2 separate regions of the Homo sapiens genome follow, and region 2 is linked to region 1. The links are chromatin loops, found by intact Hi-C in ENCODE. Cell type or tissue: Caco-2. All regions are shown on one strand. Each heading gives the region's core, and the rest is flanking DNA. Links, peaks and the distances in the headings are about the cores only.

Evidence for each region. A loop is a pair of places that touch in the nucleus more often than their neighbours do. Peaks named below come from ENCODE experiments on the same cell type or tissue, not always from the same donor. Only the 100,000 strongest peaks of a DNase experiment are listed, where the experiment ranks them.
Region 2: it touches region 1 in a loop (13-fold over the local background); 1 of 110 quality-filtered maps calls a loop at or near these places.

What each region holds. Positions count from the first base shown.
Region 1 is chr21:41,364,875-41,369,266 of GRCh38, reverse strand. The region is part of intron 1 of MX2 (MX dynamin like GTPase 2); the gene reads right to left. Among named protein-coding and RNA genes, the nearest start is that of MX2, 5.0 kb to the right of the region's middle. RefSeq lists enhancers at 23-82, 1-480, 863-912, 1,080-1,581, 1,633-1,732 and a silencer at 343-392. In Caco-2, for the core only: no CTCF peak of the experiment used is centred there; a DNase peak (open chromatin) is centred at 2,376.
Region 2 is chr21:41,590,915-41,595,306 of GRCh38, reverse strand. No RefSeq gene overlaps it. Among named protein-coding and RNA genes, the nearest start is that of PCSEAT, 13 kb to the right of the region's middle. In Caco-2, for the core only: no CTCF peak of the experiment used is centred there; DNase peaks (open chromatin) are centred at 1,336 and 1,926.

The DNA of each region.
Region 1 (4,392 bases), core at 176-4,175:
CGCCGCCGCTCAGCCTTCAGCTCCTGTTCTCCAGCCTGGCTCCCAGAGGTCCAGGTCCACAGGCCTCCTGCACCCCCCTCCTCCCATGGGGGCTGAAAGCACTTCCTGTTTTCAGAACTAGCCCTGGGTTCGTAAAACGTTTTCTGATGTGAAATCCTTGAAACCAGAAGGGCTAGGCAGCAATTTTATGGGATCACTGAGAGATGAGTCCATCTAAAGTTGGCACAAACAGCTCCTAGCCCTACGGAGACTTTCTCAGGGGGTACAGGAGGGCTTGGCCAGGACCCAGCAGCTCGGTGGGCCTGGTGGCACCCACCCTAGCAAGTGAGATCTCAGGTGGCCTCACTCCACCCATCTGTCTGGGAGGGAGCCTGGGACTCTGAACCCCTAGCCACAATATCCTTCAAAGGCTGAGAGCTGGAGCCAGCTGCCCTTGGTGACGAAGTCAGGGGTCCAGGAACAAAACCGAGTGCTGATGGGAGGTGATAACTCAGCCTCAACTTCTTCCTCTCCATGGGAAGAAAGAACAAGGGAAAGGAGGGTTCCTTTTGTGAAGCCCAATATTCTTCATTTCATGTTCCTTTTAAAACATATTTAAAACTGTCGCCACCCTCACCCTCACCCTCATTTTCATGAAGGGCAGGTCTTGCTAAGCGTATCATGAGCTGATTAAGTTTGAGAGGACAGGAGCTGGGCACAGATTGCTCTGCAAAATAAAGGGGTGAAAAGTTGCAGGGGTGAACATGTGTGAAGGTCGGAGGCAGGAGTGAGCCGTGGGGTGACATGTAGGGGATGAGAATTCCCTCAGTCCCCCTCCCCATTGCAGTTTAGGGAGGATTTTCTGACACGGGCCTGTTGAGTAAGGAATGTAGGTTTCGGGTTGTCTGGTGTGTGCCTGGTGAACCATCTGTCTCCCCTGCACAATCTTCAGAAATGGCTACAGTGTGTCTGTGTGAGTGGACTGTCTCGGGAGCCTGTCGGCTGGCTGGGTGCCCCTGCAGGCTCACGGAGACGACACGGAAGAGCCGGGTGACACATGGACAGGTGGGACTTGGGCTATGCACAGAGGCAGGAGGGAATGAAAGTGGGGGGCTTAAGAGGCTTAGGGGTGCAGGCCTCTGCTTTCAGGAGCCGCTGCACTGTGGGTTCCTCTCCAGGGCTTGGTCCCCACGTGGGAGCTTCCGCAGCCCAGTATAAATGCAGAGCATGGGAGCTGTGGACCTTGACTTGAAGAGAAAGTGCAGGTCTTGAGAGAGGGGAACTGAAAAACCAAGAAGACAGCTGGTGAGAGAAGAGGAGAAAAGAGAAGACAAGGTGGCTGTCAGGGTGCAGCAGACAGCCAAGTTAAGAGTTAAGACAAAGATGAGGAACAGGGTGAGGTCAGAATCCAGGAGGGAGCTACTGAGGGCCAGGTCGGGGGTGACGGATCCAAGGAAGGACAGCAAGGCCTTGATAAGATGCAGTGGACCCAGAGGAGAGGTGAGGCCAGCTGGCTCTGTACTGCTGAGCCGCAGGATTTGGAGTTGCTGTCAACTTCGAGGCTGCTGTTAAACCAGGGGGCTGCCAAATATTTTCAAGCGGTGACCAGGCCAGGAGTCTGAAGACTAAGAAGCATGCATTCTGGATGAATTGAAAATCGGTAAGAAAATAGGAGGGGATCCTTTTTTCTTAGAGGATCAAGCTTGGAAAGTCCCTCCTTCTGACTGAGAAAAAAAAGGGATTTGGTTTATTGCAGCTCCCACACTAGCAGGCTGCTTTGCATCTTCCAGTTTTAGCCATTGCCGGGTTCTGCATCAGACACTTTCCTATAACATTACCATCTTATTCAGGTTTCCCCGTAGAATCATTCACTGAAAAACAGCCACTTAACATGGTCCTGCCTGCCTCCCAGGAGTGTCAAAAGAAAATGTGATCCCGTGGAAAAGGTCTCTGCTTTAAAAAAAAAAAAATTTCACTCAAGAACATATCCATGGATTTATTTAATCTCCTTAATATAAAGAAATTATGTTAAGATTATGTTAAGATTAGTCTCCTTAATATGCAGTCACAACAAATTACCTTGCAGAAGTCCAAGCTAGTCAAATTTACTCTCCCGGTGAATCCAGGAGCTCCCTCTTGTTCAAGAGTGAGAGAGACAATTGTCCTATCCTCCCTTAGCCTTGGCCGTGGGAGGCTGAGAGCCAAATGCTATGGTCAATCAGAGCGGCCCTTAGTTCTCACGTGATGTCATGTTCCTTGGTTCCTGTCCCCTGATTCTTGCTGGGTTTCATTCTTGTGTTACAGGTTTATGGTGGCGCTTTTTAAAACACCTCAGAGCAGAGTACGCAAGAGATAGTCTTTGTGGGTTGAGCGAGGAGTCCAGGGGGTGGGGGTTGCCATGTCAACAGTGAGTCACAGCTGGAGAGGCTCTGGAAGGGCAATGTTGGGACATATATATATCAGCATCCGGGTTTCTTGTGTAACAGGACAGGGTGCCGGGGTCAGACCAGGTTAGGAACCTAGAACTGGTTCCTGATAAGATAGAGGAAAACAAGGGACTCCACGCACAACACAGGGTGCCAGGGCTGAACAATATGGGGCGGAGGAAGACGGCTGGTCTTGTGCAGGGATCACTGAGGCTCTCCCAGGGAAGGGACTTCTCTTCTTCCCTTTCAATGGCAGGACCCAAAGCATCTGAGAAGGACCTCTGCCTGCCCTAGTAGCTGGGATTACAAGCATGCACCACCACGCCCAGCTAATCTTGTATTTTTAGTAGAGATGAGGTTTCTCCATGTTGGTCAGGCTGGTCTCCAACTCCTGACCTCAGGTGATCCACCCGACTTGGCCTCCCAAAGTGTTGGGATTACAGGCGTGAGCCACTGTGCCCGGCTAAACCTCTTTTCTTTGTAAGTTACTCAGTCTCAGGTTTACCTCTATCGTGACACAAATGGACTAGCACACCAGTCATAGATCAGCCCCGTGAGTGATATACAGGTGCAAAAAGGGAATTCATCAAATCTATAAGACTATGTTCCCCAAACTGTGCACCTGGGGTATTTCAGCAAACTCACAGGCCACTGTGGGATCTTTAAGATTTCCCAGTGATACACGAAGGCAGCTGTTGGACACCACCCAGCCTACTATTACTGAGTTGTTTGGACCTACCTAATTAGTAAATAGAACTGCCAGGAATTTATTTTGGGTGGCGGGCACCATAAATGAACTACGGAACCACTCAGGGAAGCCCAAATGGAGAAAGGTTGAGAATCTCTGCTCTAAGAGCAAAGGCCGGAGGACCGGCAGATGCTGAAGCAGTGTGAGGGTGCACACGTGTGAGAGGCAAGCGAGGGCGACTGAGACAAATCCAGGCTGAGTGAGGAGGCAGGAGTGGGCTTCTGCGTGTCTGTGTCCAAATGTCCCCTTTTGGGGAACACTTCTGCACTGCTGGTGGGAGTGCGAATTAGTTCAGCCATGTGGAAAGCAGTCTGGTGACTCCTCAAAGAACTTAAACAGGATTACCATTCGACCCAGCAATCCCATTACAGCGTATGTACCCAAAGGAATAGAAATCATTCTACCGCAAAGACACATGCAGACGAATGTTCATGGCAGCACCGTTACAATAGCAAAGACATAGAATCAACCTAAATGGCCATCAATGGTAGACTGGATAAAAAAGCGTGGTACATATACACTATGGAATACTATGCAACCATCAAAAAGAATGAGATCATGTCCTTTGCAGGAACATGGATGGAACTGGAGGCCATAATCCTAAGCAAACTAATCTAGTAACAGAAAACCAAATACCACATGTTCTCAATTATTAGTGGGAGCTAAACATTAAACACACATGGCCACAAAGAAGAGAACAAGAGACACCTGAGCCTACTCAAGGGTAGAGGGTGGGAGGAAGGAGAGGAGCAAAAAGCTATCCATTGGCTACTACGCTTATTACCCGAGTGATGAAATAATGTGTGCACTAAACTCCCATGACACAATCTACCCATGTAACAAACCTGCACATGGACCCCTGAACCTAAAATAGAAGTTAAACAAACAAACAAACAAACAAACAAACAAATTTTCCTGTTTTATAAGGATACCAGTCATATTGGATTAGGGCCCACCCTACTGGAAAACAACCTCGTCTTTAATTACATCTGCAAAGACCCTATTTCCAACTAAGGTCACATTCAGAGGTTCTGAGGTTAGGATTTGAACATATACATTTGAGGGGTGTGATGGTTAATACTGAGTGTCAACTTGATTGGGTTGAAGGATGCAAAGTACTGATCCTGGGTGTGTCTGTGAGGTGTTGCCAAAGGAGATTAACATTTGAGTCAGTGGCTTGGAAAGGCAGATCCACCTTCAGTCTAGGTGGGCACCATCTAATCAGCTGTCAGCAAAGCT
Region 2 (4,392 bases), core at 237-4,236, 230 kb before region 1:
CACCTAGGCCTCCCAAAGTGCTGGGATTACAGGCGTGAGCCACCTCACCTGACATATTTTTTATTTTACTTTAAGCTCTGGAATACATGTGCTGAATGCGCAAGTTTGTTACATAGGTATATGTGTTCCATGGTGCTTTGTTGCACCTAACATCCTGTCATCTAGGTTTTAAGCCCGCATGCATTAGGTATTTGTCCTAATGCTCTCCCTCTGCTTTACCCCCACCCCCCGACAGGCCTCGGTGTGTGATGATCCCCTTCCTGTGTCCACGTGTTCTCATTGTTCAACTCCCACTTAAGAGTGAGAACATGCAGTGTTTGGTTTTCGATATAGCAAATATATAGTGAAGCATTGTGCAAATGATCTCCAGGATTCACAGTAGGAGGACAATTGTGTCAGGGCCCGGAGCAGGATACCCCTAAATACAGCACTTTGGGATGCTGAGTATTTTAAGCTGGAGGAAGCTGGAAAACCACAGAAGTAGGAAGTTCTGTCCGTGACCTCCCTTCCTTCTCTCCTGAAGACTCTCATGTGACAGGTGTCCTGCCCCACATCCAGAGGAAAGGAATGAAGACCCAGAGACCCTGGAGATGAGTCTGAAGAAACAGGCCTTGCTAAGTTCCCTGTCGTTCATTATGATTAAATCATACCTTCTCTTGGTCCAATTACACTTTTACATGACTATCCCTTCTTCATTAAATCTAAGCATAAAAATACAGTTTTCCCTGTATTTTGGGCTCTCTATATCCGAAGACTCATGTGTTATGTAAAACTTCGGTTAAATACCTTTGTTATGCTTTTCTCTTGTTAATCCGTCTTTTGTGATGGGGTGTCAGCCATGAACTTGGCAATGGGTGAGGATAGTATTACTTTCACTCCCCTATCATTGCCGCCCTTGCAATTTGTTCTGCAAAGATGTCTATATCACAAACAAGGCTCATATATGAAAAAGGAGGATGCCAAGTTGTACCAACAACACGGCCACAAATTTATCAAAAGAATAAGGAAGTTTCCTTCCCCTACCCCAGCACTCAGCAGCACACACACTACAGAAAAAGGATTTAAAGAAATCACACCAACATCTCTACCGTGGTTCCCTAGGGAGCAGTAATATGTGTAACTTCTTTTCCTTCACTTTTTAGAGATTGTGACTTGCAGGGTGGATGAAATCCTTGAGGCTTGTCCTGTAGCACTGAGCAAAGACAACCCTTGCTCTATCTCAAACCTAGAACCATGAGCTTTGGAGCCCTTGGAAAGCACCCTGAGTCTCTTTTGTGTGAGCAAGCACTCTTATTTTTGCTGGTTTACTCTGGGAGGAGGGCGGCCAAGCGAACTTTCCCAAGGGCATACCTTCAAGTTTCCAAGCTACTTGAGTCTCAGGGTGAGCAAAGGCTTATCTAGGATTATTTACCCAGTAATAGAAATGGCCCTTTGAGAAGTCTTTCTACCGCGGTGTCAGCAGTAACCCTTAGTTAAAATGTAAATGATTAACACATTCTATGGAAAAGGACATAGAAAGCCCATTAATGCTATATCATAGGACCTACAGATATTATTTGCTGTTGCTTAATATACTTACAAAGTAAAAAGGCTATAAAAGTCCAGAGAGACATGCCAACAAATATCACATTTGCATTGCAGTTTTACAGATTAGATAGAAAGTAAATGGCATGGCTCATATTTCAAAGAGTTTCTTAACACCTATTGTCCACTTGACCAAGGAATGCTACCGACTTCAGCGGAAAGGTTCTTTCTGAGAACCGAAAAATCTGGTGCCAGCTAGACCCCTTCCCAAAGCCACACTAGAAGTCCCCTCTCGGTCCCATGGTGACTTTACAGAACTCGTTTTTCTGGAAGGAGGTTGCCACCTCCTTAGTCTTTGTGCTAATGATCAACCAGGTTAAGTATCGCAATGACGGGAACAGAATATTCCAAGGACATCATTGCCCTTCTCCAGTTGCTAGGCAACACCTCCTTCACCTGAGATAGACAAAACAGGTCAGGGGAGATACCAAAAAGAAGGCTTCTTATTTCAGGTCAGCCCCACTGCCCCTTAGAAGTGGACAGGACAGGCGAGCCTCTCTGGGGGCCACCTACTCAAGTGACATCGTTGTCCTCTCATCTCCAGAGTCCTGGATTCGATGGAATCGACAGTGAAGCCCCTGGGTGTGGCCGGTGTGTGTTACCAAGTGCAATCCCTGGAGAGGAATTCTGCTGCCATCCACTGTCTCTCATGCAGCTGCCACCTTGTGACTGCCGGGGACCTGGTTCAGATGCTGAGTGAGGGTTTATGGGCTCCATCAATGTACTGGATGACAACTTAAAAAAATATCACTCAACCACAGGAGAGGCTCATAATCCCCAGATTCAGCGATTGCAGTTTTTGGATATTTGCTGTCAGTGAAGTGGGATGCTGCAGCCCCTCCCAAGGCCTTTGAGGTCAATGGATAGCATTGTCTGGAAGAGTCTCCAGTGCGGATGCAATGAGGGAGATGGAAGATATGGTCGGCTTTCGGTGCCACATAGGCCTGGCTTTGCATACTATTTACTCATCGTGCAACCTCGGGCAGGTCAGCATTCAGAGACCCTATTTCTTCTTCTTTTGAAAAGTATGTACAGGCCGGGTGCGATGGCTCACGCCTGTGATCCCAGCACTTTGGGAGGCCAAGGCAGGTGGATCACCTGAGGTCAGGAGTTCGAGACCAGCCTAGCCAACATGGTGAAACACAGTCTCTACTAAAAATACAAAAATCAGCTGGGTGTGGTGGCAGGTGCCTGTAACCCCAGCTAATTGGGAGGGTGAGGCAGGAGAATCTCTTGAACCCAGGAGGCAGAGGTTGCAGTGAGCCAAAATTATGCCATTGCACTCCAACTGGGCAACAAGAGCAAGACTCCATCTTAAAAAAAAAAAAGAAAAAGAAAAGTATGTACATATTTTCTCCTAGGAATCAGCCCAACAGAAATGCTTGCACACAAATATATGAACAAGAGTGTTTTTGATGATGTTCTTTGTAATAGCAAGAACAACAGCAAAAGGAAACAAGATGAAGATCGTTAATAGAGGAATGATATTATTTTGGCATATCTGTATAGTGAAATAATACATGAGCATTAAAAAGAAAGAGGTAGAACTGTGTGTGCATGTGAGAAGAAGGGCAAGGTATTTTATAACATGGGCAAACTGATGAGGTATAAGCACATTATAAAAATCTATGTGTAGAGAAACATGTACCTATTACACTTACCTAATGTACATACTGTCAAGACTTATACACGTGTGAAACTCTAACAGCAGGTAACTGTGAACAGCAGTTCTCTAATACCTAATCTATGTTCCACCCGTTTTGCTTATATAAAATAAGACAGGGGGGCTGGGCGTGGTGGCTTACACCTGTAATCCCAGCACTTTGGAAGGCTGAGACGGGCAGATCACAGGATCAGGAGATCGAGACCATCCTGGCTAACACGGTGAAGCCCCATCTCTACTAAAAATACAAAAAATTAGCCAGGTGTGGTGGCACGCGCCTGTAGTACCAGATACTTGGGAGGCTGAGGCAGGAGAATCACTTGAACCTGAGAGGTAGAGGTTGCAGTGAGCCGAGATCACGCCACTGCACTCCAGCCTGGGCAACAGGCAAGCTCCATTTTGAAAAAAAAAAAAAAAAGACAGGGACAGGTGCTTTGGCTCAGGCCTCTAATTCCAGCACTTCGGGAGGCTGAGGTGGGAAGATCACTTAAGCCCAGGAGTTAGAGACCAGCCTGGGCAACATGCTGAGACCCTGTCTCTACAAAAACTTAAAAAATTAGCCGGGTGTGGTGGTGCAAACCTGTAATCCAAACAAGGCTCGAGGCTCATAGGAAGCAAGTGGATGGTGTATCTCCTCAGTTCTTTTTAATTTATAGCAATTCTCTCCCCATCCTTTCCTGACATTTATTTATTGAAGAAATCCTGTTATTTGTCCTAAGGAGCTTCCTGCCTTCTGGACTAGCCTGTTTGTGTCTGTAAGGTGTTGTGTAAAATTTTCCGCTATGGTCGGTATTTTCTGCAAAATGGGAGATCCACAGAAGGGCTGAAACGCAGGTTCAATCCTTTGGACAAGAAGACATCCCAGGAGGTGTTGGGTACCTCCCTCATGGGGGTGTTCAGGTTGTCCCCGACTCAGATGTGCTGGCCTGTCCCCATCAGTTTTTCGACCCTCAGTTTAGCAGCCGATGAGAATCATGGCTTAGAACTACTATTCCACTGGGCATTGCAAAAAAGCGATTTTCTAACTCTTGTTCTTTCTACATTTATAGCTGTAATTCTTCTATAAAGAATAACCTTTCTTCAATATCTATTTACTTAGCCTGAATTGGTGCTTTTTTTTTTTTTTTCTCTGAGACGGAGTCTCG